Linked DNA regions of Homo sapiens: regions 1, 2 and 3 are each linked to region 4. A link is a loop called in an ENCODE intact Hi-C map of the cell type or tissue named here. Cell type or tissue: HCT116. All regions are shown on one strand.

The links. Peaks named below come from ENCODE experiments on the same cell type or tissue, not always from the same donor. Only the 100,000 strongest peaks of a DNase experiment are listed, where the experiment ranks them.
Region 1: it touches region 4 in a loop (7-fold over the local background); 17 of 110 quality-filtered maps call a loop at or near these places.
Region 2: a loop joins it to region 4, with 9 times the contacts of the local background. A loop is called at or near these places in 15 of 110 quality-filtered maps.
Region 3: a loop joins it to region 4, with 8 times the contacts of the local background. A loop is called at or near these places in 40 of 110 quality-filtered maps.

Annotation. Positions count from the first base shown.
Region 1 is chr10:102,580,876-102,588,875 of GRCh38, reverse strand. All of the region lies in intron 3 of SUFU (SUFU negative regulator of hedgehog signaling), which reads right to left. Among named protein-coding and RNA genes, the nearest start is that of TRIM8-DT, 58 kb to the left of the region's middle. In HCT116, a CTCF peak has its summit at 4,866 (motif pointing right); a DNase peak (open chromatin) is centred at 4,885.
Region 2 is chr10:102,474,387-102,482,386 of GRCh38, reverse strand. It overlaps SLC68A1 (solute carrier family 68 member 1), which reads right to left. Exons shown (of 10, transcript NM_024789.4): 10 at 5,342-6,665. The coding sequence ends at 6,403. It overlaps ACTR1A (actin related protein 1A), which reads left to right. Exons shown (of 11, transcript NM_005736.4): 8 at 212-386; 9 at 489-550; 10 at 1,215-1,255; 11 at 1,422-3,158. The coding sequence ends at 1,524. Among named protein-coding and RNA genes, the nearest start is that of SLC68A1, 17 kb to the right of the region's middle. In HCT116, a CTCF peak has its summit at 3,245 (motif pointing right); a DNase peak (open chromatin) is centred at 3,276.
Region 3 is chr10:102,396,622-102,404,621 of GRCh38, reverse strand. NFKB2 (nuclear factor kappa B subunit 2) reads right to left here. Exons shown (of 23, transcript NM_001322934.2): 5 at 7,799-7,897; 6 at 7,567-7,718; 7 at 7,214-7,320; 8 at 6,937-7,095; 9 at 6,537-6,641; 10 at 6,325-6,410; 11 at 6,099-6,237; 12 at 5,758-5,883; 13 at 5,125-5,334; 14 at 4,904-5,045; 15 at 4,428-4,542; 16 at 4,131-4,344; 17 at 3,798-3,967; 18 at 3,573-3,675; 5 more. The coding sequence ends at 2,246. It overlaps PSD (pleckstrin and Sec7 domain containing), which reads left to right. Exons shown (of 17, transcript NM_002779.5): 15 at 1-39; 16 at 637-780; 17 at 1,192-2,003. The coding sequence ends at 1,422. Among named protein-coding and RNA genes, the nearest start is that of NFKB2, 4.9 kb to the right of the region's middle. RefSeq lists silencers at 516-810, 5,022-5,341 and enhancers at 3,051-3,747, 6,556-6,850. In HCT116, CTCF peaks have their summits at 642 (motif pointing right) and 4,936 (motif pointing right); DNase peaks (open chromatin) are centred at 641 and 4,971; H3K4me3 peaks cover 2,439 bases; H3K27ac peaks cover 5,328 bases.
Region 4 is chr10:102,165,536-102,173,535 of GRCh38, reverse strand. No RefSeq gene overlaps it. Among named protein-coding and RNA genes, the nearest start is that of NOLC1, 17 kb to the right of the region's middle. In HCT116, a CTCF peak has its summit at 3,944 (motif pointing left); a DNase peak (open chromatin) is centred at 3,915; H3K4me3 peaks cover 567 bases; H3K27ac peaks cover 410 bases.

The DNA.
Region 1 (8,000 bases), 420 kb before region 4:
CAGTAGCATCAAATATAATACAATGCTTCATTTAACAAAGGAAATGAAAACTTATACTCTGAAAACTACAAAACATCATTGAAAGAAATTCGAGAAGACCTACATAAACGGAAAAATATCCAACATTCATGGATCGGAAGACTTAGTGTTGTTGAGATGGCAGTATCCCCAAATCCATCTACGGGTTCAGTGCAATCCCTATGAAAATGCCAGGTATGCTGTTTGCAGTAATTCACAAACGGATTCAAAACTTCACGTGGAAATGCAAGACACCCAGAATAGCCAAAACATTCTTAAAGAAGACGAGCAAAGTTGAAGGTCTTAATTTTCCTGATTTCAAAACTTGCTACAAAGATATAGTCACCAAGTCAGTGCGGCACTGGCATAAGGACAGACATTTGATCAATGTAATAGAATTGAGAGGCCTGAAATAAACTCTCACATTTGTGGGCATTAATTTACTTTTCTTTTTTTTTTTTTTTTGAGACAGAGTCTTGCTCTGTCGCCCAGGCTGGAGTGTAGTGGCACGATCTCGGCTCACTGCCAACTCCACCTCCCAGGTTCACGCCGTTCTCCTGCCTCAGCCTCCCGAGTAGCTGGAACTACAGGTGCCCGCCACCACGCCCAGCTAATTTTTTGTATTTTTAGTAGAGATGGGGTTTCACCATGTTAGCCAGGGTCTCGATCTCCTGACCTCGTGATCCGCGTGCCTCGGCCTCCCAAAGTGCTGGGATTACAGGCGTGAGCCACTGCGCCCAGCCTGTGGGCATTAATTTTCAACAAGGGGGCCAAAACAATTCGATAAAGGAAATAGTCTTTTCAGCAAATGCTGCTAAAAGAACTGGATACTCACACGCAAAAGGATAAAGTTGGAGCTCTTTCTTATATCACAAACAAAAGTCAATTCAAAATGGATCACAGACCTAACTGTAATAGCTAAAACTATAAAACTTTTAGAAGCAAACATTGGAGTAAATCTTTTGACCTTGGATTAGGCAAAGGTTTCTTCCATACAATATCAAAAGCATAAGTAACAAAGGATAGGTAAATTAGACTTCATCAAAATTAAAACCTTTTGTGCTGGCTGGGCGCAGTGGCTCATGCCTGTAATCCCAGCACTTTGGGAGGCTGAGGTGGGCAGATCACCTGAGGTCAGGAGTTCAAGACCAGCCTGGCCAACATGGTGAAACCCCGTCTCCACTAAAAATACAAAAAAATTTGCCGGGCGTAGTGGTGGGCACCTGTAATCCCAGCTACTCGGGAGGCTATGGCAGGAGAATTGCTTGAACCCGGGAGGAGGAGGTTGCAGTGAGCCGAGATCACGCTACTGCACTCCAGCCTGGGTGACAAGACCAAGACTTCGTCTCAAAACAAAACAAACTGTTTGTGCTGTAAACAATACCATCAAGAAAGTAAAAAGAAATGCAAAGCAAAATCACTTTTGAGATATCACTTTATACCCATTAGGGTGACTATTAATAAAAAAAAGAAAACAGAAAATAAGTGCACAAGTGTTGGTGAGGATGCAAAGAATTTGGAATCCGTGTGCATTGCTGGTGGAATATAAAATGAAGCAGCCGCTGTGCAAAACAGTACGGCGGTTCTGCAAAAAAAATTTAAACACAGAATTACCATATGATCCAGCAAGCTCACATCTGGGTATATAGCCAAAATAACTGAAAGCATGGTCTCAAACAGATATTTGTATACCTATGTTCACAGCAGCATTATTCACAATTGCCAGAAGGTGGAAACAACCCAAATGTCCATCAAGAGATGAATGGATTAACAAAATGTAGTATTTACACACAATGGAATACTATTCAGCCATAAAAAAGAAATTCTGGCAAATGCTAAAACATGGGTGAAACTTGATAATATTATGTTAAGTGAAATAAGCTAGACACAAAAGGACAAATACTGCATGATTTCACTTACATGAAGTACCTAGGGTAGGCAAATTTATAGAGACAGAAAATAGAATGGTGGTTGTCAGAGGCTGGGGGAGAAGCGAGTGGGGAGTTATTGCTTAGTGGGTACAGAGTTTAAGTTGGGGAAGATGAAAAACTTCTAGAGATGGATGGTGGTAATGTCTGCAAAACAATGTGAATGTACTTAATAATGTCACAGAACTGTACACTTAGAAATTGTTAAAATGATAAATTTTATGTTACATATATTTAATCACAATTTCTTTTTTTTTGAGACGGAGTCTCGCTCTGTCGCCCAGGCTAGAGTGCGGTGGCGTGATCTCGGCTCACTGCAAGCTCCGCCTCCCGAGTTCTGGCCATTCTCCTGCCTCAGCCTCCCGAGTAGCTGGGACTACAGGCACCCGCCACCATGCCCGGCTAATTTTTAGTATTTTTAGTAGAGACAGGGTTTCACCGTGTTAGCCAGGATGGTCTCGATCTCCTGACCTCATGATCCACCCGCCTCGGCCTCCCAAAGTGCTGGGATTACAGGCGTAAGCCACCGTGCCCAGGCTTAATCACATTTTAAAAGAAAAAACCCAGAGAATGAGAGAAAATATTTGCAAATCATATATCTAATAAGTATCCAGCATATATTAAGTATTTTGTATCCAGAATATATAAAGAGTTCTTACAACTCAATAATAAAAGATAAATAATTCAATTTAAAAATGAGCAAAGGATCTGAATATATTTCTCCAAAGAAGACATACAAATAGCTGGCCGGGCATGGTGGCTCACACCTGTAATCCCAGCACTTTGGGAGGCCAAGGCGGGCAGATCACCTGAGGTCAGAAGTTCAAGACCAGCCTGGCCAACATGGTGAAACCCCGTCTCTACTAAAAATACAAATATTAGCCAGGTGTGGTGGCATGAGCCTGTAATCCCAGCTACTAGGGAGGTTGAGACAGGAGAATTGTTTGAACCCGGAAGGCAGAGGTTGCAGTGAGCCAGGATCGTGCCATTGCCTTCCAGCCTGGGCAACAGAGTGAGACTCTGTCAAAAAAAAAAAAAAAAGATATACAAATAGCTAATAAGCACATAAAAAGATCCTCAATGCCATTAACCATCAGAGGAATGCAAATCAAAACCACAATGAGGCCAGTGCAGTGGCCTCCCAAAGTGTTGGGAGGCCAAGGTGAGAGGATCGCTTGAGGCCAGGAGTTTGAGACCAGCCAGGGCAACCATGGCAAAACCCCATCTCTATAAAAAACAAACAAACAAACAAAAAATTAGCTGGGTGTGGTGGCCCAAGCCTGTAGTCCCAGGTACTCGGGAGGTTGAAGTGGGAGGATTGTTTGAGCCCGGGATGTGGAGGCTGCAGTGAGCTTTGGTCGCACCATAGTATTCCAGCCTGGATGACAGAGTGAGACCCTGTCTCAAAAAACAAAAGAAAAGAAAACAGAAAACCCACAATGAGACACCACCACTTCATATCCACTAGAATGTTTAAAACAAAAAAGATGGCAATTACAAGTATTATCTGGCAATAAAAAGGAACAAAATACTAATATATACTATAACATGAACCTTAAAGACATTATGCTAAGTGAAAAAAGCCAGTCATAATAGACCTTATATGATTCCATCCATATGGAATGTCCAGAATAGGCAAATCTATGGAAACAGATAGTAGATTAGTGGTTGTCTAGGGCTGTGATGGTTGGAGGGAATAGGGAGTGACCAATATGAGGTTCTTTTTTTATGGTGATGGTTTCACAACTGTGGATTACATGGTATGTGAATCGTATGTCAATAAATCTGTTATTAAAAAAGAAAATATAGCAGGCAAAAGGAAGGAATCTTGAGGCACAGGCAAAGTAGGGGAAGCAAGGCCAAGCCTTTAAATTCCTTGTTCCCACCACCCCAGGCACAGCAGCCTGGCCTGGGAGAAACCTGACCCATAATGCTGAGACATCACAGCACTGTGTATGTCTACATGACCTGAACAATCACCTACTAACATGTTCTTTTCTACAAATGAGAAAAGGATGCTTGAGATTGCCCACAGTCTCACAGTACGTCAGTGATGATGGGCATGGCCCAACACTTTCCAAACTTTGGGCTCATCCACAACACCCATCAGCATGTTTGCCATATCTGTGCACCATCTGTACCATTACTTACCTGTATTTTTCCCCCTAAAATTGACTTGCCTTTTTTTTTTAACCTAAACAAACTTACTCTGAAAAGGCAACTTCATATCACTATACTAAATAAGGAAAATTAATGGCAAATTAGCGTTGCTTACCTCAAGTGGTAACTTCAGGATAATATAACAAAATGTTATTAATTTCTAACTGATATTGTTGCCTACCTAAAATTGTTTAAAAAATGAAATAAACAAGGGTCAAAGAGCTGTTCAAGGTTTAAAGAGTCATATAGAGCTGAGACAAAATCACCAAGACTGAGAGAGAACAAACTGGGCCGGGCATGGTGGCTCATGCCTGTAATCCTAGCATTTTGGGAGGCCCAGTGAGAGGATCTCTTGAGCCCAGGAGTTCAAAACCAGCCTGGGCAACATAGTAAGACCCCATCTTAAATTAAAAAAAAGACAAAGAGAACCAAAGAGAGAAAAGTGGCTTCACTATTCATGCTACCAGTTACCACTCTTGTGCAGTTACCAGCTGAAATCGCCTGCTGGTTTTGGCAAACCCTGGCTTAGTGGTGAACTTCGGAGTTGGGAAGGCCCTGTTTCTATTTGCCTCCATCCCTAACTGGATGTGACCCTGGGCAACTTGCCCAAACACAGTATCTAAGCCTGTTAACAGGAAATAGCGTGCCTACTCAATATGCTTTCTACTGCAGTATGTTATTACTCGTGTACTGGAATACAGTACAGATACTCTCACCCAAGTCACCAGAAAACAGGACTGGCCACAGAGCTTGTCGCTACCAGCAAGTGCCCAGTAGGTGGCACCATTGCTCCTGGTTTAAGAAACAGATGGGCCAGTTCCCTGGAGCTCTGCATCCCTATCTGATGTCTAGTCTGTAGAAACATACCCCAAACCGAACATCACACACCAGGGCCTGTTGTGGGGTGGGGAGAGGGGGGAGGGATAGCATTAGGAGATATACCTAATGTTAAATGACGAGTTAATCGGTGCAGCACACCAACATGGCACATGTATACATATGCAACAAACCTGCACGTTGTGCACATGTACCCTAAAACTTAAAGTACAATTAAAAAAAAAGAAAAAAGAAAAAGAAACATACCCCAAACCGGGTGGGGATTTATTTAGGCTGGAAACAGGGAAAAGGCTGGAAAGATTTGGAGCCATGACCTTTGACCTTTTATTAACCAGAATTAACATGATTTTAAAATACTGTGCAAACCCAAACTGTTTGAACCAGAATGACCAAAAAGCACTTTGTGCAGGCTTAATAACTTGGGAAGAGGCTTAATTTAGGCAGCTGGGAAAGGGAGACTCTAAGGCAAGAAAAGGGAGTCGGGCCCAGGTGTTGCTCTAGGATCAACACGTTCCACCCTGAGCATGTGTGATCAGGCTTTGGCCAAAGGTACTCCTGAGTTAAAGTGGGGAGCAGAAAGTGCAACTTCCATCAGAAATGCTTGGAGAGCAGGACACTAACAGAAACTTCTAGTGAGGGGCAGGGTCTTCCGCAGCTCTGCCTGATGAAGGAACTAGACTTATGAGCTCTTCTGTGGACAAGAAATGGTCTTTCTTAACAATGAAAGAGCCCTGGTCACAGTTTTCAAGCATGGGACAAAGCCACAATGAGTTCATTCTTGAGTCCGGTCTGGTCTTTATGCCCTGGATGCTCAGACCCATTCTGTTGGAGCCACTGTGGGGTCTCAGCACTCAGGCCCCTGCGCCCACCCTGGGAAGCTCTTGGCCCCTTCAGAGGGGCTTTCAAATGCTAATAATGTCTCAGTTAGAGGCCCAGCTGTTCAGTCCAGCGGTTACAGGAGCTGGCTTCCTCTCTCTTGCTCCCCAAGGTATCCTCATTGAAAAGTCAGGGTGAAAATCCCAGAGACCTCCACTTAAACCACACAGCAGAGGCTCCCCCGCACCCAGTGTCTGAAAGAACGTCGCCATTCCAGGTAAGGGCTGGGTAGACACTTTCTATTCCCTTCCCTCCTTGGAGCTTTGCCCCCAGGTACCAGGAGAAACCTCCCTCAGCTACCCGACTTTTATGTTGTTTGGCAAATTCACTGGAAGGGAAATACCACTCCAGGATAGCAAAAGGAGTCTCTCCCCTCCCCGCCAAAAATGCTAGTTACAGTTCTACACCTTGCTCACTTGGGAGAAAGATTTCATTCCTCCACGTCTCATTCCCCATTAACAAACAACTCCTGGGCAAGAACTCTGAAAACGTGGGGGGTGCTGAACAGGCGCACAGAATCCTACTGGCTCCTCCAATTGGCCATCACCCCACCCCCACCTCCCTGACATCCAGCTTCAGTTATGGTGGTTTGAAGTTGGACTGTCCCGGATATAATAAGTTAGCAAAATCTAGGGAGAGGGGTTGCAGAAGAAAACAGCTATTGTTTGTAAAATAGTGCTGCCTTTGAAACATAGAAGCAAATACATTCCTTGAGTTCTTACAAATACATTCTTCAAGAGTTCTTAATTCATCCTAACTCTAGACAGTGCCAGCCTGCCTCCCTTCTGTGCAAAAGTACAGGCCCCGTGATGTTCTACATAATAGCCTGGAAACTAACACCCCAACCCAGGGTCAGAATTAACATGCTTGGTCTGTGGAGCGGGGACTAATGTTCCCTTTGGGAGCCCAGGAGCGTGAAGCTTGGCGCTGTGAAAGCCAAATGCCCCTTTTCTCCAGGTGCTCTTCTGCGTGCTCTGAGATTATTCCGTGCTTTCCAGGGACAGAGAACAAGGGCAGGAAACGCAGCTGGACTGTGCCAGGTGTCACAGGAGTGGCTAGTCTGCAAGAGGTGTTTTTGAGAGAGCAGGAAAATGGGAGGTGACCCAAAGCAGGCTGGGAGACTCAGGTCTGTCAACTTGGAGGTCAAATATTTGACAATGGCACAGCCATCATAATCTCTCAAGAAAAAATCTCCACTCCTCTTGCATTTCTGGTGTTCACAAATCATTCTGATAACCAGGGCTTAAGTGTCTTCTGTGAACACCCGGAGCTGGTCCTAGGGGGGCTTAGCAGTTCTTTCCCAAAATGTCAGATGTGCCAGACATGTCCCCAGTAACACAGACTGCTGAGGAGGAAAGGTTCAGTTAGCCTATGCCCCATATCTGGAAGTCCCAGGATGAAGCCGACACCTGTGGGGAGACTGGCAACTGCCTAACCCGCCCTCCTTCCTGAGAAGGCTCAAGCTGCTACTGCTGCGGCCATGGTGGACTGCGCAGCGGAGCTGGGCCCAGAGGAGGCTTCCTCTGAGATTGGAAGACAGCTCCTTCTCAAGTCAACAGAAGGCCCACGAGCAGAAATATATTTACGGGGGCAGAACTACAGGTCCACACAGGCCTGGGAGCTTCATGACTCCCCAGTGAGAGGAGGAGAAAATCTGGAGTTTTTGTTGAACAAAACATCTCTGGCTGAGGCAGTGAAGGAAATAAAGTTCAAAGTTAGTCCTGTTGGCTTCTGCCCAGCCCAGATGCTCCTAATGGGGGCCACTCAGTCTGCCTACTGCCCCCACTGGATCTCTCTGTAAGCCCATACTAATTTCTAAAACCCATGCCTAATTTCTTCTTCTTCTTTTTTTTTTTTTTTTTTTTTTTTTTTTTTTGGAGACAGAGTCTCTCTCTGTCGCCCAGGCTGGAGTGCAATGACACAATCTCGGCTCACTGCAACCTCCACTTCCTGGGTTCAAGTGATTCTCGTGCCTCAGCCTCTCAAGTAGCTGGGACCACAGGTACACACCACCATGCCCAGCTAATTTTTGTATTTAGTAGAGATGGAGTTTTGCCATGTTGGCCAGGCTAGTCTTGAACTCCTGACCTCAAGTGATCCACCTGTCTCGGCCTCCCAGAGTGCTGGGATTACAGGTGTGAGCCACCACGCCCAGCCCAAGCCTAATTTCTAGACCAGAGA
Region 2 (8,000 bases), 310 kb before region 4:
AGCGAGAAGGAAATATAGGAGCCTCCCCTCACTAGTTTCCAGGAGGCCTATCTTTGTTCCTTTAAGCCCTTGACATGTAGAGTCTGTCTTGAGCCTGGCCTTCATAGCCACCCAGTTACTAAGTGACGTGCAGAGGGGCGTCTTCCATTCCCACTCCCAAAGGGACCTTGGTCCCAGCTCCGACCTCTTCAGCTGGCCCTCCTACCTGCAGATTGGTCCTTCCCGATTCCGGGCCCCTGAGTTGCTCTTCAGGCCAGATTTGATTGGAGAGGAGAGTGAAGGCATCCACGAGGTCCTGGTGTTCGCCATTCAGAAGTCAGACATGGACCTGCGGCGCACGCTTTTCTCTAACATTGTCCTCTCAGGAGGCTCTACCCTGTTCAAAGGTTTGTCTCTTCTCTTGGAGCCCTTCCCCTGGAAGTGTTCAGCTCCTGCTGGCTCCAGGCACCCTGAGAATTGACTTGAAGTTCTCCTCTTTGCCCATTCAGGTTTTGGTGACAGGCTCCTGAGTGAAGTGAAGAAACTAGCTCCAAAAGATGTGAAGATCAGGGTAGGAGCATGGTGGGGCCTGGCCTGGGTGGAACTAGGCTTCCATGGACAGAGTGCCACCTGGCGTAGCTTCCCTCTAGCTTTGCCCAAGCTCTTCAAGCAGCCATGGCTCTACAAGCAGCGCCAGGTTCCCAGCCTGTACACTGACCCTGAGGTCTAGGTCAGCCACAGGGAGGCTGAGTTCTCATTCTCCCTCTTCACACCAAAGGCAGGCAGTTCTAATACCCAGATGAGGCAGGGTACTAGGTAGAGGGCCCCCTGCGTGATCTTTCAGGGAAACTATAATCTTAAGAGGAGACTGACTTACTGTTGCTGTGCCCCCTGCCCAGGTGGCTCCCCTGTCACACAGTCTGACACCTTAGTGATAGGTGAAGGAGGTTGGCTGTCTGAGGAGAGCGGGGATCCTAAAGGAAGGAGTACAGTTCTTGCCATGGAGTCTGCTTCTCCCTGCCCCCCCCAATAGTCCCAGCTTCCCTGGGACCTGTGGGGACTGGAAACCTGCTTCCCCAGATGAGTGGCAGGCTGGCCACAGTGCCCTCCAGAGAGGCCAGAGCTTCAGGCTTGTGTAAAATGTATCCCCTGCCATGGGCAGAAAGAGGAGCATTGTAGGGAAAGGGAGCGGGAGGGCTGGAAGTCTCAGATTCCTCTTTCCCCCACCTTTGCAGATATCTGCACCTCAGGAGAGACTGTATTCCACGTGGATTGGGTGAGTAGCTCTTCCAGGAGTAAGAACAGAACAGGAAGTGATGGCACTGATAACCCCTCAGCACCCTCTAAAGAAAAGCCTGATTTGGTTTGGCCCCAGGGGACTGGTAGGCTCCACACACAGCCACTTCTCTCTCACACAGTTCCTCTGGGTTTCCTCCCTCCAGGGGCTCCATCCTTGCCTCCCTGGACACCTTTAAGAAGATGTGGGTCTCCAAAAAGGAATATGAGGAAGACGGTGCCCGATCCATCCACAGAAAAACCTTCTAATGTCGGGACATCATCTTCACCTCTCTCTGAAGTTAACTCCACTTTAAAACTCGCTTTCTTGAGTCGGAGTGTTTGCGAGGAACTGCCTGTGTGTGAGTGCGTGTGTGGATATGAGTGTGTGTGCACATGCGAGTGCCGTGTGGCCCTGGGACCCTGGGCCCAGAAAGGACGATGAACTACCTGCAGTGGTGATGGCCTGAGGCCTGGGGTTGACCACTAACTGGCTCCTGACAGGGAAGAGCGCTGGCAGAGGCTGTGCTCCCTCCTCAGGTGGCCTCTGGCTGGCTGTGGGGGACTCCGTTTACTACCACAGGGAGACAGAGGGAGGTAAGCCATCCCCCGGGAGACCTTGCTGCTGACCATCCTAGGCTGGGCTGGCCCCACCCTCACCCCCACCCCCAGGGTGCCCTGAGGCCCCAGGCAGCTGCTGCCTCCACTATCGATGCCTCCTGACTGCACACTGAGGACTGGGACTGGGGTTGAGTTCTGTCTGGTTTTGTTGCCATTTTGGTTTGGGAGGCTGGAAAAGCACCCCAAGAGCTATTACAGAGACTGGAGTCAGGAGAGAGCAGGAGGCCCTCATGTTCACCAGGGAACAGGACCACACCGGCCACTGGAGGAGGGCAGGAGCAGTCCTCACTCTGAATGGCTGCAGAGTTAATGTTCCCAGCCCAGTCCCCTTTCGGGGGCCTTGGGAGAGTTTAAGGCACCTGCTGGTTCCAGGACCTCGCTTTCCATCTGTTCTTGTTGCAATGCCATCTTCAAACCGTTTTATTTATTGAAGTGTTTGTTCAGTTAGGGGCTGGAGAGAGGGAGCTTGCTGCCTCCTGCCTTGCTACACTAATGTTTACAGCACCTAAGCTTAGCCTCCAGGGCCCCACCTCTCCCAGCTGATGGTGAGCTGACAGTGTCCACAGGTTCCAGGACCATTTGAGATTGGAAGCTACACTCAAAGACACTCCCACCAGGCTCTTTCTCCCTTTTCCTCTTGCTCACTGCCCTGGAATCAACAGGCTGGTTGCTGGTTAGATTTTCTGAAACAGGAGGTAAAATTTTTCTTTGGCAGAGGCCCCTAAGCAAGGGAGGGGTGTTGGAGAGCCAGTGCCCTTAAGACTGGAGAAAGCTGCAATTTACCAAGTTGCCTTTTGCCACTGTAGCTGACCAGGGGACTAGGTTGTAGAGGTGGGAAGGCCCCCTCTGGGCTGATCTTGTGCCATTCTTGACCTTGGACCTGCTTGGTTAAGGAGGGAGTGGGCCAGACCAGAGTGCCAGGAGCTAATGGAGCCAGGCCTGACTCCTAGGAGTGGTCCAAAGGCCTTCAGCCTAGATGGTGCAAAGCTGGGGCCAGCCTGTCTTCACCGGCACCCTCACCTGTGACACCAAGACCCACCCCAATCCCAGACTTCACACAGTATTCTCCCCCACGCCGTCCTATGACCAAAGGCCCCTGCCAGGTGTGGGCCACAGCAGCAGGTATGTGTGAAAGCAACGTAGCGCCCCGCGGACTGCAGTGCGCTTAACCAACTCACCTCCCTTCTCTTAGCCCAAGCCTGTCCCTCGCACAGCCTCGCACAAACCACATTGCCTGGTGGGGCCCAGTGTACTGAAATAAAGTCGTTCCGATAGACACGTCAGCTGGGCCTCTATCTGTCTGTCACCAGGGCCAAGTGGAAAGAGGAAGAGCAGCAGGCACTGAATCTGAGGTGGTGACTGGGCCTGATCCATCCTCTAGAGGGCATCATTGCACCAGCCAGCCTTGTCCAGAGCATAGCCCAAGTCCCAGCCTGTCAGGTGGATGCAGAGAAAAGGGTGATCACACCACAGCCTAAGTTCAAGAACAGAAGGTCCCACTCCTGTGTACACTGTAGCCCATGGGTGAGACTCAACTCCAGATGACAGGAGCAGCTCTCAACATCCCTGAAATCAAAGATTCTCAAAACTGTCAAGTGAATAAGAAGGCCAGGAGCTTGGCCGGGCACGGTGGCTCACGCCACACCTGTAATCCCAGCACTTTGGGAGGCCAAGGCAAGTGCATCATAAGGTCAGGAGTTCAAGACCAGCCTGGCCAAGATGGTGAGATCCCGTCTCTACTAAAAACTACAAAAATTAGCCGGGCGTGGTGGCAGGCGCCTGTAATCCCAGCTACTCAGGAGGCTGACGCAGGAGAATCGCTTGAACCCGGGCAGTAGAGGTTGCAGTGAGCTGAGATCGCACCAGCCTGGGCGACAGAGTAAGACTCTGTCTCAAAAAAAAAAAAAAAAAAAAGAAGAAGGCCAGGAGCTTATTACAGTGCAGTTTCCAGGGCCCATACTCAGATATCCTGATTAATCACTTCTCCGTTTAAAACCTGCACTTGGGAGGAAAATTGCCAGGTCTTTGCCAAATGGTAACTATTTAATCTTCCCAATAACCTTACAAAATATACGTGCTTTTGTTGTCCATTTTACAGATAAGGATTTGGAGCCACAGAAAGATTAAGCAATTTTCCAAAGTTCTGCCTTTTTTTTTTTTTTTTTTTTTTTTTGAGATCATGTCTCACTTTGTCACCAGGCTAGAGTACAGAGGCACAATCTCAATCTCCGCTCACTGCAACCTCTGCCTCCTGGGTTCAAGCAATTCTCCTGCCTCAGCCTCCCAAGTATCTGGGATTACAGGTGCCTGCCACTGTGCCCAGCTAATTTTCATATTTTTAATAAAGATGGGGTTTGACCATGTTGGCCAAGCTAGTCTCGAACTTCTGACCTCAGGTGATCTGCCTGCCTCGGCCTCCCAAAGTGCTGGGATTACAGGTGTGAGCCACCGTGCCCAGCGCTGGCCTTTCTTAATCCCGAATGTAAACCCAGGCCATAGAACCTACAGCCTACATTTTTAATCACCATGCAGCCTGTAAAAAACCATTGGCCTAGAGCAGTGGTTCCCAATTGGAACCAATTTTGCCTCCCAGGACACATCTGGCAATGCCTGGAGATGTATTTGTTTGTCGCAACTGGTGTGTGTGTGGGGTGGGGTGGGGGGTGCTAAATGTCTACAACAGAGAACAATCTGGCCCCAAATATCTCCAGTGCTAGTGCCAAGGTTGAGAAATGGTGGCTGAGAGTCATGGTTTTCAGTGCCAGCTGCATGATAAAATCACCTACAGAGATGTTCAAAATCCTACTGCCCAGGCCATACCCCAGACACATTAAGTCAGAATCCCAAGGAATGGAACTGAGATGTCAGTATTTTTTAAGTTCCCCAGGGGACCCCAAGGCTGAGAACCTCGGGCCTAAAAGAGGCTCCTCTCTCTTTGACTACCATGTCCAGCAGTGATACATGGGAAATGCACTGAGGCCTAATGGTCATTTTGGGCCCGAGTGCCTATGCAGTTACCAATCTATGTTTTTCTCCCTGGCATCTTGGTAACCCACCAAGGTGGGTTTTTTTTTTCTTTGAGATGGAGTCTCATTCTGTCGCCCAGGTTGGAGTGCATGCAGTGGCGCGATCAATGCAACCTCCTCCTCCTGGGTTCAAGCGATTCTCCTGCCCCAGCCTCCCAAGTAGCTGGGATTACAGGCACACACCACTACACCTGGCTAATTTTTGTATTTTTAGTAGAGATGGGGTTTTGCCATGTTGGCTCAGGCTGGTCTCAAACTCCAGACCTCAGGTGATCCACCCACCTCGGCTTCCCAAAGTGCTGGGATTACAGGCATGAGCCACTGCGCCCGGCCTACCTACCACTCTTATTCAGAAAAATGCTCTCAGGGGCTTTTTCTAGTCAGTAAGGAATCCTGGTTCTCAACCCCAGCAACCCACCACTCACTCACACAGCACAGACTTGAGGAAAAAGAATGGCTGACTTTAATCAGTCTATAAGGAAATAAACATCTTTAGAGGCCGTGTGGGGGTGGGGGAGCCCTGCAGCAGAGGAGGCATGCCACTTCAAGCACAGCTGAAGCAGAGAAACCTCTCAGAGAAACCACTAGAAGGGTGGACGGAGTGGGAGGTGGGACTTACAGTCAGCTTTCCCTGACTGGGCAAAAGGGAGCAGTTGCAGTATTAAAAGTGGTTCCTGAGTCCACCACAGCGGCCAGCTCCAGTCAGGCAGCGGGATGGGCTCCCACGCCCCATGGCAGGCCTGTGTGCACCACAGGGCAGCCCCCTCCCTTCTTGGTCCTCTTCTGTCCTCCTGCCTTACAAGAGAAGCACGTCCCTGAGCACATATGGCCCAGCCCTTGCCCAAGCTGAGCCAGACAGGTAAGCAGAGACTTTCACTGCAGTGATGCTTCTGGCTCAGCCCCAGGAGCTACCCGCTGCCATGTCTTCCAGGCTGCACTAGAGGAAGGCAGTGGAGCAGGGTGCTGGTAAAACTAGCTCCTGGCCGAGTGCGGTGGCTCATGCCTGTATTCCCAGCACTTTGGGAGACCAAGGCAGGCAGATCACTTGAGGTCAGGAGTTCGAGACCAGCCTGGCCAATGTGGTGAAACCCTGTCTCTACTAAATAATACAAAAATTAGGTTGGCCACAGTGGCTCACGCCTGTAATCCCAGCACTCTGGGAGGCCGAGGCGGGCTGATCACCTAAGGTCAGGGGTTTGAGACTAGCCTGGCCAACATGATGAAACCCTGTCTCTACTAAAAATACAAAAAGTAGCCGGGCATGGTGGCACGCTCCTATAATCCCACCTACTCGGGAGGCTGAGGCAGGATAATTGCTTGAACCTGGGTGGTGGTTTCAGTGAGCCCAGATTGCACCACTGCAACAGATCCATTTTTTTGGGCAACAGCTCCAAAAAAAAAAAAAAAAAACTATGAAATCCTTAAAAAAAAAACCAAAAAAAACTGGCTCCTTCCCCAGGCTGCCAGCAGCATCCTCAGTGGGGTGACCTTGCCACAGCTCTCACACCATCTTAACATCCAGGGTTTGGGCCTGTGACAGGTTCTGGCGCTGGGCCTTGACCATGTGCAGGCGTCTCCCATGCAGCGTGAACTGGGACCAGGTGAAGAGCTGCAGCAGAGCACAGGTGATGGGCACCAGCACCAGCAGGTAGAAGCAGCCCTGGCGGAGCGTCGGGGCCTGTGCAGGGGCTGGAGCTGGGGGCTCTGGCCAGGGATGGGCACTCCCCACAGGGGTTATGAGGGACTGCTGGAAGAGGTCATGACCTAGGACAAGAGAGCACAGAAAGACCATGGTCAGCCCACTGTCCTCCAAGCCTTGGTGCCCTCCAAGTCTATGGTGTGACATCTCAGACACCACATGGACGTGTCCAGACCACAACTCCTGATTCCTCCAAACCCACTCCTCTCCTACTCTTCCCATCTCAGTGACGGGCACCACCATCCACCCAATAACTCAGGCCCAAAACCTCAAAGTCCTCCTCAGTTCCCTGGTTGGTTTCACGCCATCACTCCCCAACACCCAATCCTTCATCTCCCCCCAACTCCAAAACGTATCCCACCTGCCACCACCCTGGCCCAAGTCTCCACGGCCTCTGCCAGTCTCCCAAAGATGTCCCTGCTGTCCCCATTCTGGCCTCCCTATGATCTGCTGTCCATATGGCAGCCAGAGTGAACTTTTTTTTTTTTGGAAAGAGGGAGTCTCGCTCTGTCACCTAGGCTGGAGTGAAGTAGCACGATCTCCACTCACTGCAACCTCGGCCTCCCAGTTTCAAGCGATTCTCCTGCCTCAGCTTCCCAAATAGCTGGGGCTACAGGCATGCGCCACCACACCCAGCTAATTTTTGTATTTTTTAGTAGAGGCGGGGGTTTCACTATATGTTGACCAGGCTGGTCTCAAACTCCTGACCTCAGGTGATCTGCCCTCCTCAGCCTCCCAAAGTGCTGGGATTACAGGTGTGAGCCACCTCACCCAGCCCAGAGTGAATTTTGTTAAAAAGTCAATCACACTACGTCACTTCCCTGTTTAAAACCCTCCCTGGCCGGGCGTGGTGGCTCATGCCTGTAATCCCAGCACTTTGGGAGGCCAAGGTGGGTGGATCACCTGAGCTCAGGAGTTTGAGACCAGCCTGGGCAACCTGGCAAAACCCCATCTCTACATAAAATACAAAAAGTTACCCAGGCATGGTGGCATACGCCTGTGGTCCCAACTACTTGGGAGGCTAGGTGGCAGGCTCACTTGAACCTGGGAGGTCGAGGCTGCAGTGAGCCAAGATCGTGCCACTGCACTCCAGCCTGGGTGACAGGGAGACCCTATCTCAAAAAGTAAATAAATAAATAAATAAAAATAAAACCCTCCCAACAGCTTGCTTCCAACACTGCCCTGATCAACAAAGTCCTCTTCGCTTTTCCAGCCACATTTCCTAATCACCCCTGACACCCTGGGCCTTTGCGCCTGCTGTTCCCTCTGCCTGCGATTCACTGAGACCTTTTCTAGACAAATCCTTGCCATTCAGCTCACATCCTGAGGGGCACCTTCTCGGAGAGGCCTTCCCTGATAATACTACATAGCTTCTTGGTCACGCCATCTCACATCACCTT
Region 3 (8,000 bases), 230 kb before region 4:
CGCCCTCTCCTGCCCAGCGCTGCCACCCGCCTCTCCCAGGTAGCCCAAGCTCTGTCCACCTAGTGCCAGTGGGATGGAGGGTGTTAGGCTCAGGCCCACTGCACTCAAGGCTGCTGCGTGTGATCGTGGAGATGTCCCCTGCACCAGGATGCTGGCCACAGGGGTGAGCAGGGACTGAAATCCAGCCCCCACTGGGTCCCGCTTGCCGGCTGGGAACCCAAACATAGTGCTTTGTTTGTCCAAAGGAAGGGGCATCTTTTTTTTTTTTTTTTTTGAGATGGAGTCTCGCTCTGTTGCCCAGGTGGGAGTGCCGTGGCACGATCTCAGCTCACTGCAAGCTCTGCCTCCCGGGTTCACGCCGTTCTCCTGCCCCAGCCTCCTGAGTAGCTGGGACTACAGGCACCTGCCACCACGCCTGGCTAATTTTTTATATTTTTAGTAGAGACGGGGTTTCACCGTGTTAGCCAGGATGGTCTCGATCTCCTGACCTCGTGATCCGCCCGCCTTGGCCTCCCAAAGTGCTGGGATTACAGGCGTGAGCCACCGCGCCCGGCTGGAAGGGGTATCTTTTTAAAAATCTGCAGAGGCACTGTATAGGGCAGAGTGACCATGACCATGCCTCCCCCTGGCCGCTAGGAGGAGCAGGTGCGGACCCACGAGGCCAAGCTGAAGGCCATGGCAAGTGAGCTGCGGGAGCACCGGGCCGCCCAGCTGGGCAAGAAGGGCCGGGGCAAGGAGGCTGAAGAGCAGCGGCAGAAGGAGGCCTACCTGGAGTTTGAGGTGAGCCTCCCTGTCTGCCCCTCTGTCCACACACGCAGGCCCATACTAGGGTGAAGGGCATGAACTCTAACAGTGGAACCGGCCGGAGGTCCTTGGGCAGGTTGCTTAACCTAAGCCTCAGTTTCCTCCTCTGTGCAACAAGGATAACATTTGACATCCACTGGGGTCTCGAGGTGAGGCATGTCTCAAGCGTGCCATTTCCCCAGCTCTAGTAAAGGCTCAAGACACATTAGGTTATAGATGATGGTCCCAGGAGAGCCCAGAGGGGGCACCAGCCCGCATGGGACCATCTCACAGTCCTGGGTGGGCACCTGCCATCTTCTGCCCTGCTGGCGGCCCTCCCTGGTCCAGATGGTGGGGTGGGCAGAAGGCAGAGAAGAGGCTCTCACAGCCCCTGCCCCTCTGCCTCAGAAATCCCGCTACAGCACCTATGCAGCGCTGCTTCGGGTCAAGCTGAAGGCAGGCAGTGAGGAGCTGGATGCAGTGGAGGCAGCACTGGCCCAGGCCGGGAGCACAGAGGATGGACTCCCTCCTTCTCACTCCAGTCCCTCCCTGCAGCCCAAACCCTCCAGCCAGCCCCGGGCTCAGCGTCACAGCTCAGAGCCTCGGCCAGGGGCAGGCAGTGGGCGGCGGAAGCCCTGAGATGAGGTTTAGGGTGGGGAGTGCCTGCTGGGCACCTGAAGGATGACATGGCCCTGCCTGAGCCCGGGCCGGCCTCGGGCCACCCACGAGGGCCTCCCGGCCTAGGGCCCGACCGCGCCGGACGCGGTGTCCGGGGCAGGGCAGGGCTGGGGCCTGGGCCTCAGGAGCCTAGGCTAGGGGCACCTCCGAGAGCCCCTTTTTGTGATAATGTTTTGCACTTTTTCGTACAGGGTGGGCGGGGGCGGGAGGGGCTAGCGCCCCTGAACTTTTGATGCTTTTTTTTTGTGTGGGAGAGGCCTGATGCCGTTTCTGCTTTCTGCTGAGACCACCCCCACCCTGACACCATCAGTCCCCCTCTGTCCTGGGGCCTGGCTTGGACAGAGACCAGGATTTGGGGCTGAGCTGGTTTCCCCTCCTTCCTCCCCAAGGGCTTACTCTTTCTCTTGCTGGAGGTGGAGGAAGGGCGTCCATGCCAAGGCCCCATACCTGGGCCGGGGGCAGCACGGCCTGGCTTTCCCCCGCTTCAGTGGGCCTTGCCCTTTGTACAGCCTCCACCCCCATTAAAACTGCTCTGGACTTGCTGGCTGGGCCTCCTCCTTCTCTTCTCACCATGCCTGGCATGTGGGCAGGGTGGGTAGCTGGTTCCAGGGACAAGAGTCACATCAGGGGCTGCCATAAGTTGGGAAGGAGGGGTCCTCCCCTTCCCATGAGAATCCTTTATTTGTCCCAACTGAGGGGTGGGTGTGGGGTGTTAAATAAGATTTGAAATAGGTGGGGACGCTGTACAGGGGGTCCGGGAAGGGGGCTGGGGGCAGGCAGCAGGTCAGTGCACCTGAGGCTGGGGGTGCCCGTGGCAGAGCCCTCCTGGTGGCTCAGGGGGTGGGCCCAGCTTCTCTGCCTCCTGCTCCACTGACTGGCTCCCGTACGCACTGTCTTCCTTCACCTCTGCTGGGGGTAAATGGGGACAGGAATGGGATAGTCAAAGCCTCAGGCCTCCGGCCCTCCAGGTCCAGATCCACCTTCCAGGGAGGCCCCTTTACCTGTGCTGGGCAGCTTGTCTCGGGTTTCTGGACCCCTCAGCAGCCTCACTCCCTCCTCTAGGCCCATGTCAGACAGGGCCTCCAGTAGACCTGCCAGGTCCCCGCCAGCCAGCTGAGAAGACAGAGGAATGAGGTCTGAGTCATGGTTAGGGCATGTGCTCGGGAGCCCTGGGGCCAAGGAGGCACCTGGACTCAGATCGGGAAAGGAGGCTGGGGAGGGGGCAGGGCACAGGCCAACCCACCTCGTAGCTGCGCAGGAGGCTGCCACTGGGTGAGGTTGTCTGTCGGTACGTGTCTACCAGGCTGCGCAGCCCCAGACGCTCTGCCAGCTCTGCCCAGCTGCCCTGGGCTTCTGGCCCGTCTAGCAGCTGCTCCAGGTTCTGCAGAGCTGTATCACCAAGTGACAGTCCCGGCCCTTAGGGGGACACACATACAGACATGTCATTTACCTCCAGAGTTGGGTGGGGACATGGACACCTGAACACTGCCTTTCTCCCAAGGTAAGCGACAGACAGGACCATGAGGGGTGATGGACGGGGCTGAGGGTAGAGAAAGGGAGGCCTCCTTCAGAGGTCCTGAAGGAGAAGAGACCTCTGTGAGGAGTCAGAGGAGTCGGGCTGGGGATGCCTGATGCTTCTCACCTGCTGGGCTGGGCGGGGTCAGGGGTGGCTCCATGGTGTTCTGAGCAGCATTTAGCAGCAAGGTCTTCACCTGGGGAGACAGCCGCAGTTCTGACTACCTCCCACCTCGTCCTTAAGCCTGTGTCTTTAAGTCCAGATACTCTGGACCCCGTCACTCAGAGCACTTCTAGTCCCGGGCTGGCCTCACCTTGGTGCTGCAAGTGAGGTCAAGAGGCGTGTGGCCCCGGAAGCTGCTTCGGGTGTCCTTCTCAGGCCCTTCAGAGTCCGAGTCGCTATCAGAGGTAGGGGGTGAAGGCAGTGGGCACAGGGGCTCCTCGTTTTCAGCATGGATGTCAGCACCTGGGAGAGGGAGGCCGTCATGGGGCGGTATGGTGGGGGCCTACATTAAGGACTGCAAAGTCGGGGGACTGGGAGGCACCTCTCTCCCTTCCCCCCACCCTGTTCAAGTGCCCCTGAGGGTGAGACTGACCAGCCTTCAGAAGGAGGCGGGTGAGGGTCGGGTACCCCAGTCCAGCTGCCAGGTGCAGGGGTGTGTTTCCCGCAAAGGTGCGAGCGTTCACGTTGGCCCGGAGCTGGGGGTGCGAGCAGCGAGAGTTGACACCACAGCATGGTCCCCTTGGCCAGCCCCCCCCTTCACCATCTTTGGCCCCTCCACCACCCTTGGCCCCACTCCTTCCACAATCCTCAGTCCCACCTTGGTGACCAGATGGGTGACCAACCCCAGCTCCTCCATCTCTGTGGCTAGATGCAAGGCTGTTCGTCCCCCCTGCCGCTCTGTGGCCTCCACTTCAGCCCCACTGTCCACCAGCAGATCCAGGCACTCAGGGCTTCGGGCTCGGACTGCCAGGTGTACTGGATACAGTCCTAAGGATGCAGGATGCTCAACCTGCAGCTGTGACCCTTAAGGCAGCCCCTGGACCAGCCCTGACCATTCAATCTCGACACCTCATAGTCCATTCTGGGCACTGGCCAGATACCCTCCCTGGTCCCCGCCTGCCCCCTTAGTCAGGTGAGATGGGGAGCTCACCCTCAAAGTCAGGCATATGCAACAGCTGGGGCACAGCAGGAGCTCCACTCTGAAGCAGTGCACGCAGCAGCTCAGGAGCACCAGCGCCTGCCCGCAGCGCCAGATGCATGGCTGAGTCTCCATGCCGATCCAGCAGAGCTGGGTCTGCACCTACCCGCAGCAGAAAGCTCACCACACTCGTCTGCCCCGTGATCACCGCCAGGTGCAGGGGCGTCTGGGGATGAAAGCAGGGTGAGCCAGGCCCGAGACCCACTTGCCTTCCAACCCCTCCCACCTCCCCAGTAGGCGCCCCCGCACCTGGTGCAGGTGGTTGGTGAGGTTGACAACGCCGAGGTCCTGGGCGTGGTGGATGACATAGACTATCTGCTCAATGACACTGGTCTGCCCGTGGATGATGGCTAGGTGCAGTGGTCTGGGGGTTGGGGAGCGAGAGTCTGGCCCAGCCACTCAGAGCATCCTTCGCTTTCAAGGCCCCACCGCCCTCATAGTCTCCCTCGCTGGGGCCCATGGAACCCAGCACGTGGCCCAGGGCATCGCTGTGCCTGCACTTAACGTTTCGCAGCACCTTTTGAGGTAGGTAAGTGCTATGACTGTACCCCTTGCACGGTCGACCAAACTGAAGTTTGGAGAGACCAAGCAGCTTGAACAGAGCTTGTGAACACCGAGGCCGGACTTGAAGCCTGGCGTGTCCGAAAACTGCAGAGCCCGCCTCCGTGCCGGTCCCTTTCCTGCCCCCACCCCGCGCCTCGTCCGCCAGGCCCTCTGTTGCCTACGTGTCTCCGTTCTCGTCCTGCGCCGTCAGCAGGTGGCGCTGTCCCGCCAGCAGCGCGCGCGCGTCCGCGGTGACGCCGTAGTCGAGTAGGGCTCGGGCGCTGCGCTGCGCCAGGCCGAACAGGCGCGCGTTGTACTCTCGAGCTACGGGCCACAGAGGGCGTGGGTCAGGGCTAGGTCCTCAGCCCCGGCGCCCCGACCGCCCGTGCCCCGGAGTCCATACCTCGCTGCAGCATCTCCGGGGCCTGCGGCTCGCACTGGGGGGTCCTGGAGGGGGCGCTTGGCTCCGCGGCTTCCTCCCCGGAGTCCCTGCTGGGCACCGTGGCGGCCATCTGCGCCCCGCCCCCGCCTCCCGGGTAGCAGCCCATGGGGCCCGCGCCGGACTGGTAGGGGCTGTAGGCCAGGGAGGAGGGGAAGAAACCGAGGCTGCCACCTGTGGATACAGGCAGGGCTGTGGGAAGCGGGCACCAGCCATGACTCTCCCAGATTTTTTTTTTTTTTTTTTGAGACGGAGTTTCGCTCTTATTGCCCAGCCTGGAGTGCAGTGGTGTGATCTCAGCTTACTGCAACCTCTTGTCTCCCAGGGTTCAAGCGATTCTCCTGCCTCAGCCTCCCGAGTAGCTGGGATTACAGGCGCCTGCCACCATGCCCAGCTAATGTTTGTATTTTTAGTAGAGACGAGGTTTCACGCTGTTGGCCAAGCTGGTCTTGAACTCCTGATCTCAGGTAATCTGCCTGCCTTGGCCTCCCAAAGGGCTGGATTACAGGCGTGAGCCACCACGCCCGGCCTCCCCCAGATTTTTTTCCTCCACAGCTTCTCTTACCTTTACCCCTCCCTCCATCAGTACCCCCTCACCTCCTCCAGCTCCTCCGTAGCCCCCGGCTGCACCCCCAGAGCCTCCACCCATGTGGGAGCCACCCCCGAAGGGCTGGGAGAAGGTGGGCAAGGCCTTCCTCCGCTTCCGCTGCACCTCTTCCTTGTCTGGGGGCAGAGGAAAATGAGATTGAGCCCAGTTATTGTGTCATGCCTCAGGGGCCCTTCCCAGAAGAGCCCTCAGGGCCGGCTCCTAGGAAGCACCTCCTGGGACCCTCGCACTTCTGACTTGGCTCATGCATCCCCACATCTAGCTCTTGGGACCTTCTTCTAGCCCAGCCTGGCCCCCCGCCAGCACCCTGAGGTCCTCAGCCCAGCTCCACCTTCCACCAGAGGGTAATAGGTGAACTGTTTGGAATCAGACACGTCCCCTCCTCGCTTGCGTTTCAGTTGCAGAAACACTGTTACAGGCCGCTCAATCTTCATCTTGTGATAGGGGGGTGTCCGGAACACAATGGCATACTGGGGGGTGCAGGGAGACACAGGGTGTCAGTGAGTCCTTAGCCTAATTTAGCCCCCAGCCCGGGCCCGGGCCCTAGCCCTGGGTACCTGTTTATGCACATCTGTGGGAGAGAAGTCCCCAAAGGCCTGCCATCCATTCTCATCATCCTCATAGAACCGAACCTCAATGTCATCTACAAGGAAAACGGAAGCTTGGCCACAGCTCCCGGTGGAATCTCTGGGGCCATTTACCCTAGAGCTTCCCTGGCCCCAGTCTTATACTCGATGTCCTTGGTGCCCAAAGTGGGCTCCAGTCTCACCTTTCTGCACCTTGTCACAAAGCAGATAAACTTCATCTCCACCCCGCACAGAGCCTGCTGTCTTGTCCATTCGAGAAATCTTCAGGTTTGATGCCCCCGGAGATTCTATGGAGTGGGATATGGATTAGTTGAGATGATGCAATAGCCAAGGCCACATTTAAGAAGCTGGGGGCTTTGTATTCCTTATCTCAGCAACCCCTGGAGCTGCAGGAAACACCCAATATACACATTTACTAAAGACAGAAGCTTCGGGGGGGAAATGACTTGCTCAGGATCACTCAGCTCATATGTGGCAGGGCCAGGTTCTGAAACCTGGGTCTGTTTGACTGCACAGCTTGAGGTCACCCCTCATGCCACCTCTGCCACCAGGCCTGGCACCCCAGGCAATCAGGATACTCACTGCTGTCATGGATGGGCTGGGAGATGACTGGCTTCAGGGGCAGGGAGAAGGAGCCATCACTGGCTCTAAGGAAGGCAGAGAAGCGCAGCCGCACTATACTCAGATCCATCACCTTCTTCAGTTCTTTGGCCTCTTGCTCCAGCTCCCGCTGCTCGGCCTCTGGGCAGTAGGTACATGTGTGACCCCTGGGCTTCTCCCTCCCTGCTCCTTCCATGAGCACCTCCCATGACCCACCCACCCCCTGCACCCATACCCGACCCACCCCCTGCACCCATACCCGTAAGGCCCTGGGGCCTAGAGCGGAGCCGCTGCCTCTGAAGTTTTTGTATCATAGTCCCCATCATGTTCTTCTTAGTCACATGCAGGACACCCAGGTTGTTAAATCTGAGAAGAGAGAATCGGAGGCCTTTGGCCATGCAGTTCTTTCTTCCTGAGGCACCTTTCCCATTGCCAGGGCTCAGCTCAGCCTTACTTCCTCAAGGAAGCCATTGGAGTTTCTACTTAGGCCCTTGGGTTTGGGGCCAACCTACATCTTTCCCCTTGGTCAGATGCTAAGCTCATGGAGGTGGGCTGGGGCCTGGGACTGGCAGACGGGCATACCAGTGGGGGCCAGGCGTAGAGGGCACCTACTGGGCAGTCATGTCCTTGGGCCCCACAGAAACGGCGCAGATCCCCAGCTCCGAGCATTGCTTGCCCACCAGACTGTGGGCATGAGCACGAGGTGGGTCACTGTGTGTTACCAGGTCCACCTCGATCTTGGCTGGTCCCTCGTAGTTACAGATCTAGGAGAGGCAGGGACTGTCAGTCAGGGCCTTGGGCATGCTGTCCACTTAGCCCACCCTCCAGCACCATCCTGGCTCACCTTGACAGTGGGATAGGTCTTTCGGCCCTTCTCACTGGAGGCACCGGGCAGTCCTCCATGGGAGGGGCCTTCACAGCCATATCGAAATCGGAAGCCTCTCTGAAGGTCCAAGGGCATAGTAGCATTGTGATCAGGGAAGACCACCCAGGCCAGCAGTGACCGCAGTGCCTGGTAGTAGCCCTGAACCAAACTACAGCACTCT
Region 4 (8,000 bases):
TAGTGAGCCGAGATAGTGCCACTGCACTCCAGCCTGGGCGACAGAGCGAGACTCTGCCTCAAAAAAAAAAAAAAATTAAAAAAAATTAAAAAAAAAAAACCACACACGCATACACATTCACTCTTATGGACTGAATATTTGTGAAGTCTTCAAGTTCATATATTGACTCCCTAATCCCCAGTGTGGTATGTTGGAAGATGGGGCCTTTAATCACCACCTAATTAGGTTTAGATGAGGTCATGATGGTGCAGACCCAGGTGAGATCAGTGCCTTCATAAGAAGAGCCCGTTGCCTGGGCACAGTGGCTCACGTCTGTAATCCCAACACTTCAGGAGGCCAAGGCGGGCGGATCACAAGGTCCGGAGTGTTTTTTTTGTTTTGTTTTGTTTTGTTTTGTTTTGTTTTTTTGAGACGGAGTCTTGCTCTGTCGCCCAGGCTGGAGTGCAGTGGTGCGATCTCGGCTCACTGCAAGCTCCACCTCCCAGATTCACACCATTCTCCTGCCTCAGCCTCCTGAGTAGCTGGGACTACAGGCACCCGCCCCCACGCCTGGCTAAGTTTTTGTATATTCCCTAAAGACGGGGTTTCACGTGTTAGCCAGAATGGTCTCAATCTCCTGACCTCGTGATCCACCTGCCTCAGCCTCCGGAAGTACTGGGATTACAAGCGTGAGCCACTGTGCCCGACCTGAGGTCAGGAGTTTTAGACCAGCCTTGCCAACATGGGGAAACCCCGTCTCTACTAAAAGTACAAAAATTAGCTGGGCATGGTGGCACGTGCCTGTAATCCCAGCTACTTGGGAGGCTGAGGCAGGAGAATCACTTAAACCCAGGAGGTGGAGGTTGCAGTGAGCTGAGATCGTGCCACTGCACTCCAGCTTGGGCGACAGAGCAAGACTCTGTCTCAAAAAAATAAAAAAAAAGAGAGACCGAAGACCCAGGTGCAGTGGCACGTGTCTGTAGTCCCAGCTACTCAGGAGGCTGAAGTGGGAGGATCACTTTAGCCCAGGAGTTCGAGGCTGTAGTGTGCTGCGATCACACCTGTGAATAGCCACTGCACTATGGCCTGGACAACATAGCAAGACCCTGTCTCTAAAACAAACAAACACAAAAGAAAAAAGAGAGACACCAAAGAATTTGTTCGCCCCATTCTGCCCCCATCATGTGAGGCCACAGCAAGATGGCCATCTGCAAGCCAGGAAGACAGCCCTCACCAGGAAGTGAATTGGTCGGCCCCTTGATGCTTCACTTCCCAGAGTCTAGAATGTAAGAGATCAATTTCTGTTGTTTAAGCCACCCAGTCTAGTATTTAGTTATCGCAGCCCAAGCTAAGACACTCACACCTTGAATGGCTTCCTATTGCCTTTTTTTTTTTTTTTTTTTTTTTTTTTTTTGAGACAGAGTTTCACTCTTGTTGCCCAGGCTGGAGTGCAATGGTGTAATCTCAGCTCACTGCAGCTTCCGCCTCCCGGGTTCAAGCAATTCTCCTACCTCAGCTTTCCGAGTAGCTGGGACTACAGGTGCCCACCACCACGCCCGGCTAATTTTTTGTACTTTTAGTAGACACGGGGTTTTGCCATGTTGGCCAGACTGGTCTCAAACTCCTGGCCTCAGGGAATCTGCCCGCCTCAGCCTCCCAAAGTGCTGGGATTACAGGCATGAGCCATCAAGCCTGGCCCCTACTGCCTTATTAAAGACCGACATTTCAAACATGCCTTACAAAGCCTCTGCCTACTCTACCCCTGCCTACCTCTCTAGCTTCATGTTACACTGCTCTCTCTCCTCACTCTGCATTCCAGCTGCATAGACCTTTCAGTGTGGGGTCTCCATCATCCTCCCAAGGCACAAAAAGGTCTTTGCACGTGCTATTCCCTCTAACTGGAAAACTCACATATCTAGCACCCCCAACCCTCTAGCTTCCCCTAATTAACCCTTAACTTCAGGTTTTGGCTGAAACATCACTTCCTATTCTTAGATTTCTATTACTAGAGTGACCATATGTCCTGGCATGACTAGCATAGCCTCACTTTACACCTATTCATCTCAGACTAATTTCCCTCCCTCTTCCTCTCAAAAGCATCCCAGTTCAGACAATAAGTTACATGGTCATGCTGGGCACGGTGGCTCACGCCTGTAATCCCAGCACTTTGGGAGGCCGAGGCGGGCAGATCACGAGGTCAAGAGATCGAGACCATCCTGGCTAAAACGGTGAAATCCCGTCTCTATGAAAAATACAAAAAATTAGCGTGGCGGGCGCCTGTACTCCCAGCTACTCGGGAGGCTGAGGCAGGAGAATGAAGTGAACCCGGGAGGCGGAGCTTGCAGTGAGCGGAGATCAGGCCACTGCACTCCAGACTGGGCGACAGAGCCAGACTCCGTCTCAAAAAAAAAAAAGTTACATGGTCATGCTATCCATGAGGAAGTCCCACCACCACATGGGTCAGCTGCCCCTATTACATGCTCTCATAGCTCTGTACAACCTGCCTTCACACACTGAAGTTTGTATTTACACATTTATTTGTGAGGATTAATATTTTTGTCCCTCACTAGTCGGACAAACTTTTTGTCTTTTTTGAGTAAACAAAACTTTTTTTGAGTAAACTTTGATTGCTGGAACTGTGTTTTTTGTTCATTCAGGATTGTATCTGCAACAGCTACCACACAGGATCACATGTCATGTACCTGGCGCATGGCAGCCACTCATATTTTCTGAATGGATGAATTTTTGCTGAATGGATAAATTTCTGTTTGGCAGGCTAATTTCTTGAAATACTCTGTACTTCCTCTGCCACTTGGAAGTATCCACTTCCAAGGCGGAAGCCTGGCATTTGTTCTCCTCAATCCTGAGCTCCTTGAGATTATGCTGGGAGAGGAGGGAAGAGAGAGGAGAGAGGAGAAGGCATCAAAGCCTCTGAGCTCCCAGACCTAGGAAGAACACAGGCCCGCAATTTCCATCAGCAGTGGGATCTGCAGCCGGTCACCCTTGCAGGAGCCCGAAGGCCCTGCCAGGACCTGGAGGTAGGGTTGGGGTTCCACGGGGAACATTAATCTTCTACAAGCCATGTTGCCTGCCACTGGCTTTCAGGTATCAGGTAACCTCTCATGGATAACCAGTACAGACCAGAGACCAGAAAACCTCCCTTCTCGGCCGGGCGCGGTGCCTCACGCCTGTAATCCCAGCACTTTGGGAGACCGAGGCGGGCAGATCATGAGGTCAGGAGATGGAGAGCACGGTGAAACCCCGTCTCTACTAAAAAATACAAAAAAATTAGCTGGGCGCCGTAGCGGGCGCCTGTAGTCCCAGCTACTCGGGAGGCTGAGGCAGGAGAATGGCGTGAACCCAGGAGGCAGAGCTTGCAGTGAGCCGAGATGGCACCACAGCACTCCAGCCTGGGCGACAGAGCGAGACTCTGTCTCAAAACAAACAAACAAACAAACAAACAAAAAACCCCTTCTCTAATTTCCAAAACTAAAGAGCCTCAGATGAGGGCCTGTGTCTTATTCATCTGTGTATCCAAAGGCTCACAGTGGGCTCTTCAAGGTGTTTTTTTTTTTTTTTGAGACGGAGTCTCGCTCTGTCGCCCAGGCTGGAGTGCAGTGGCGCTATCTCGGCTCACTGCAAGCTCCGCCTCCCGGGCTCACGCCATTCTCCTGCCTCAGCCTCCCGAGTAGCTGGGACTATATAGGCGCCCGCCACGGCGCCCCGCTAATTTTTTGTATTTTTAGTAGAGACGGGGTTTCACTGTGTTAACCAGGTTGGTCTCGATCGGCTGACCTCGTGATCCGCCCGCCTCCGCCTCCCAAAGTGCTGGGATTACAGGCGTGAGCCACTGCGCCCGGCTCTTCAAGTTTGTTGAATAGCACTGGAGTAAGTAAGGAGTTAAGCTTCTATTTAAGTCCAGCCCAGCTCCCTAAACAGGGGGGCAACATCGCCACCTACTGGCCCCATCGGTAACTGCAGACAGGCTCTGCAGGAGGGATTTGAGAACTTCGTGGTCCGGCAGAAATAGTGCTTTCACCGCAACCGGATTAGTGCCAGGAGTATTGTATTAGACTATCAAATCTCCTAACATACTCAGGTGGACAAAATAAAGTACTAATTCCTAACTTAGGTACAAAAGGCCATTGACATTGAACTCTCAGTGAAATTTCGCAGTATCTTGCCCCCACCTCCCGCACACCTCTGCTTGACCCATTCTAACAGCCCTCTTCTCCCACTGGAAAAGGCACTCTTCCTTACACGGTATGCACTTTTCTCGCTCCTGGCAAACTGCAGCTGTCTTCAGAATCCTAGGCCACCATCAGCCAAGTCTTTTCTTCTTCTTCTTCTTCTTTTTTTTTTTTTTTTTTTTTGAGACAGAGTTTCACTTTGTTGCCCAGGCTGGAGTGCAGTGGCACGATCTTGGCTCACTGCAACCTCCGCCTTCCGGTTTCAAGCGATTCTCCTGTCTCAGTTTCCTGAGTAGCTGGGATTACAGGCGCCTGCCACCACACCTGGCTAATTTTTTGTATTTTTAGTAGAGACGAGGTTTCACTATGTTGACCAGGCTGGTCTCGAACTCCTGACCTCGTGATCTGCCTGCCTCGGCCTCCCAAAGTGCTGGGATTACAGGTGTGAGCCACCACACCGGGCCAAGCCAAGTATTTTCTTGCTTGTACCCTTAGGGGTGCTACTCTGACCTTCAGTTTGGGACAGAACTCAGCTCAGTGCACAGAAACCATTCCCATGCCTGACTTTCCCCATTAGACACTGAGCTCTCTGGGAGTTCTATGACGAGTACATAGCAGGTTCACAAAGACTATTGAATACAGGTAGCTCCATGTTTGGACATACAGAGACCTGTGTTCTTGTCTCAATGTGCCACTAAGTTGCAGTTTCATCAACCCTAAGTAAATCATTTGATACTCAGGGCTGTTTCCGTAGTGGTTTTCAACTAGGGGCAATTTTCCTTCCCAGAAAATATTTGGCAATGCCTGGAGCCGTTTTTGGTTGTCACAACTAGGGGAAACTATTGGCATGCAGTGTTAGAGGCCAGGGACGCTGCCACACATCCTACAACACACAGGACAGTCCTCAAAAGCAAAGACTTACCTGGCCCCAAATGGAATGATCTACTCGATACCCACCTAACAGGGTTGCAGTAAGGCTACACCGGGCGAAGGGCAAGCCCCCAACAGGGCATTAGGAAGTCTCCTGCCTGTGTCCATGAAGCATGATGCAGAGGGGCATGAGCCATGTGTCTGGTTGACTGAATTTGCGGATTTCAGTGCCAGAGCCCATCAGCAAGGGGTAGGAATTCCAGATTCTTCACAAAACTAAGAAGTTTCTAATAGGACCAATTCCACATATCCATTTTTGTATCAGGAATAAAGATGATAAACGTGAAACAACAAAAAACCATTGCAGGGAAATAATCATTAACATATGCTTGATGCCTTTGCCAAAATGGCATGTTGCACATCACAAGGAAACCAAAGAACATCATTTCCAAAGCTTTTTTTGTTGAGCAAGAGGCAGTTATGGAGTGCTTATAATATGCCAGGGACTGTACTAAGTGCTTTAAATTCTCAGTCCTTACAACAAGCCTCTGAGAGAGTCAAGAATCTACAAATGAGTTGAGATAGTATTCTCTCTTTTTTTGAGACAGAGCCTTGCTCTGTCACCCAGCCTGGAGTGCAGTGGTGCGATCTCAGCTCACTGCAAGTAGCCAGGATAGTCTCGATCTCCTGACCTCGTGATCCACCCGCCTTGGACTCCCAAAGTGCTGGGATTACAGGCCCAGCCAGTATTCTCATTTTACATCAGAAGGTACACTCTGGGCTGGGCACAGTGGCTCACGCCTGTAATCCCAGCACTTTGGGAGGCTGAGGTGGGAGGATTGTTTGAGAGTAGCCTGGGCAACACAGGGAGACCCTGTCTCTACAAAACAAAATTAAAAACAAAAACAAAAACAAAACAAACAAAAAAACAACTAGCCAAGCCTAGTGACTACTGTAGTCCCAGCTACTCAGGAGGCTGAGGTGGGAGGATCTCAGCTACTCAGGGGGCTGAGATCAGAGTATCTGCTTGAGCCCCAGAGGCTGAGGCTGCAGTGAGCGGTGATCGTAATCGCACCACTGCACTCCAGCCTGTGCAACAGAGCAAGACCCTGTCTCAAAAACAAACAAACAAACAAACAAACGCAGACTCAGGTTAACCTTCCTAATGAATACTGTTAGGCAATTTGCTAAACCGCCTCATTTGTGTAACACACTAGCTGCAAAACGTAGCAGACTCAGCTTTGCAAGGCCTAAGAGGAAATGAGTTCTGTCGGAAAAAAGCAAACAAGACTGAGAAGGGTTATACAATACAGAAGAAAAGTCATGATTTAAACAATAAACAGCAACCTCACAAATTATTTATGTTTTAAGGAGAATAAATTAATGGATGTATGTCATATTCAACTTAAAAATGAAAACGGGCTGGGCGCGGTGGCTCCCGTCTGTAATCCCAACACTTGTGGGAGGCCAAGGCAGGCAGATAGCTTGAGCTCAGTTCGAGACCAGCCTGGGCAACATGACAAAACCCTGTCTACAAAAAACACAAAAATTAGCCAAGTGTGGTGGCACATACCTGTGGTCCCAGCTATTCGGAAGGCTAAGATGAGAGGATTGCTTGAGCCTGGGAGGTGGAGGTTGTAGTGAGCCAAGTTTGCACCACTGTACTCCAGCCTGGGTGACAGAGCAAGACCCTGTCTCAAAATAAATAAAATAAAAATGCCAAGGCCAGGCGTGGTAGCTCACACCTGTAATCCCAGCACTTTGGGAGGCCGAGGTGGGCAGATCACGAGGTCAGGAGTTCAAGACCAGCCTGGCCAAGATGGTGAAATCCCGTCTCTACTAAAAATACAAAAATTAGCCAGGCATGGTGGCAGGTGCCTATAATCCCAGCTACTCAGGAGGCTGAGGCAGAGAATTGCTTGAACCTGGGAGGCGGATGTTGCAGTAAGCTGAGATCACGCCACTGCACTCCAGTCTGGGCGAAAGTGGTATAGACGTACAATGGAATATCATGCAGTCTTAAAAAGGAAGGGAATCCTGTCACCTGCTATAACATGGATGAACCTTGAGGACATTGGCTTGGCTAAGTAAAATAAGCCAGCTACAAAAAGATAATATCATTACTGTTCCACTCATGAGGTTATATCTAAAGTAGCCAAAATCATAAAAACAAAGTAGAAAGATGGTTGCCAAGGGCTGGGGAGGAGGGGATATTAGTGTTTAATGAATATAGTTTCAATTTTACAAGATGAAAACGTCCTAGGTATCTGTTACACAGTGGAATATACTTAACACTACTAAACCATACAATTAAAAATGGTTAGTGGTAAATTTAATGTCGTGTTTTACCACTATAAAACAAAAACAAACAAAAATGAGAGAGCATTTTCATTTATCCAAGTAGCAAAGATCAATTTGGTAAATAGTGTTGGCAAGAGGGCAAAGAGGCACTTTGATAAAATGTTGCTGGAACTATACGATTAGTAGAACGATTTTGGAGGGCAATAATGATCAAAATGTTATTAATAAATGCAAATATCCTTTGAACCAGCCATCATTTTTAGGAATATTTCCTACATAAAAACACACAGATACTCAGTCTCATGTATAAGACTACCCAGTGTAACACTATTTGTAATAGCAAAATACTTAAACTTCTGCCCCTAAAGTACTAATTTAAATAACTTAAAACAGAGTACCATATAGCCATTAAAAATGAGCTGCTGTGTTCTGCTATGAATTGAGCTCTGAAAGTTGCAAAACATTGCACTTGACGAACTGCCCCATTTGTGCCAAGAAAAAAAGGAGGGGAGGATGCATATAGTAGCACATACCTAGAAACTGTCTGGAAGGAGACACAGAAGCAGGTTCCAGGAAACAGGGCTGAGATGAAATTTTTTTTTTTTTTTTTTAAATTTTTGAGACAGCGTCTCACTGTGTCGCCAGGCTGGAGTGCAGTGG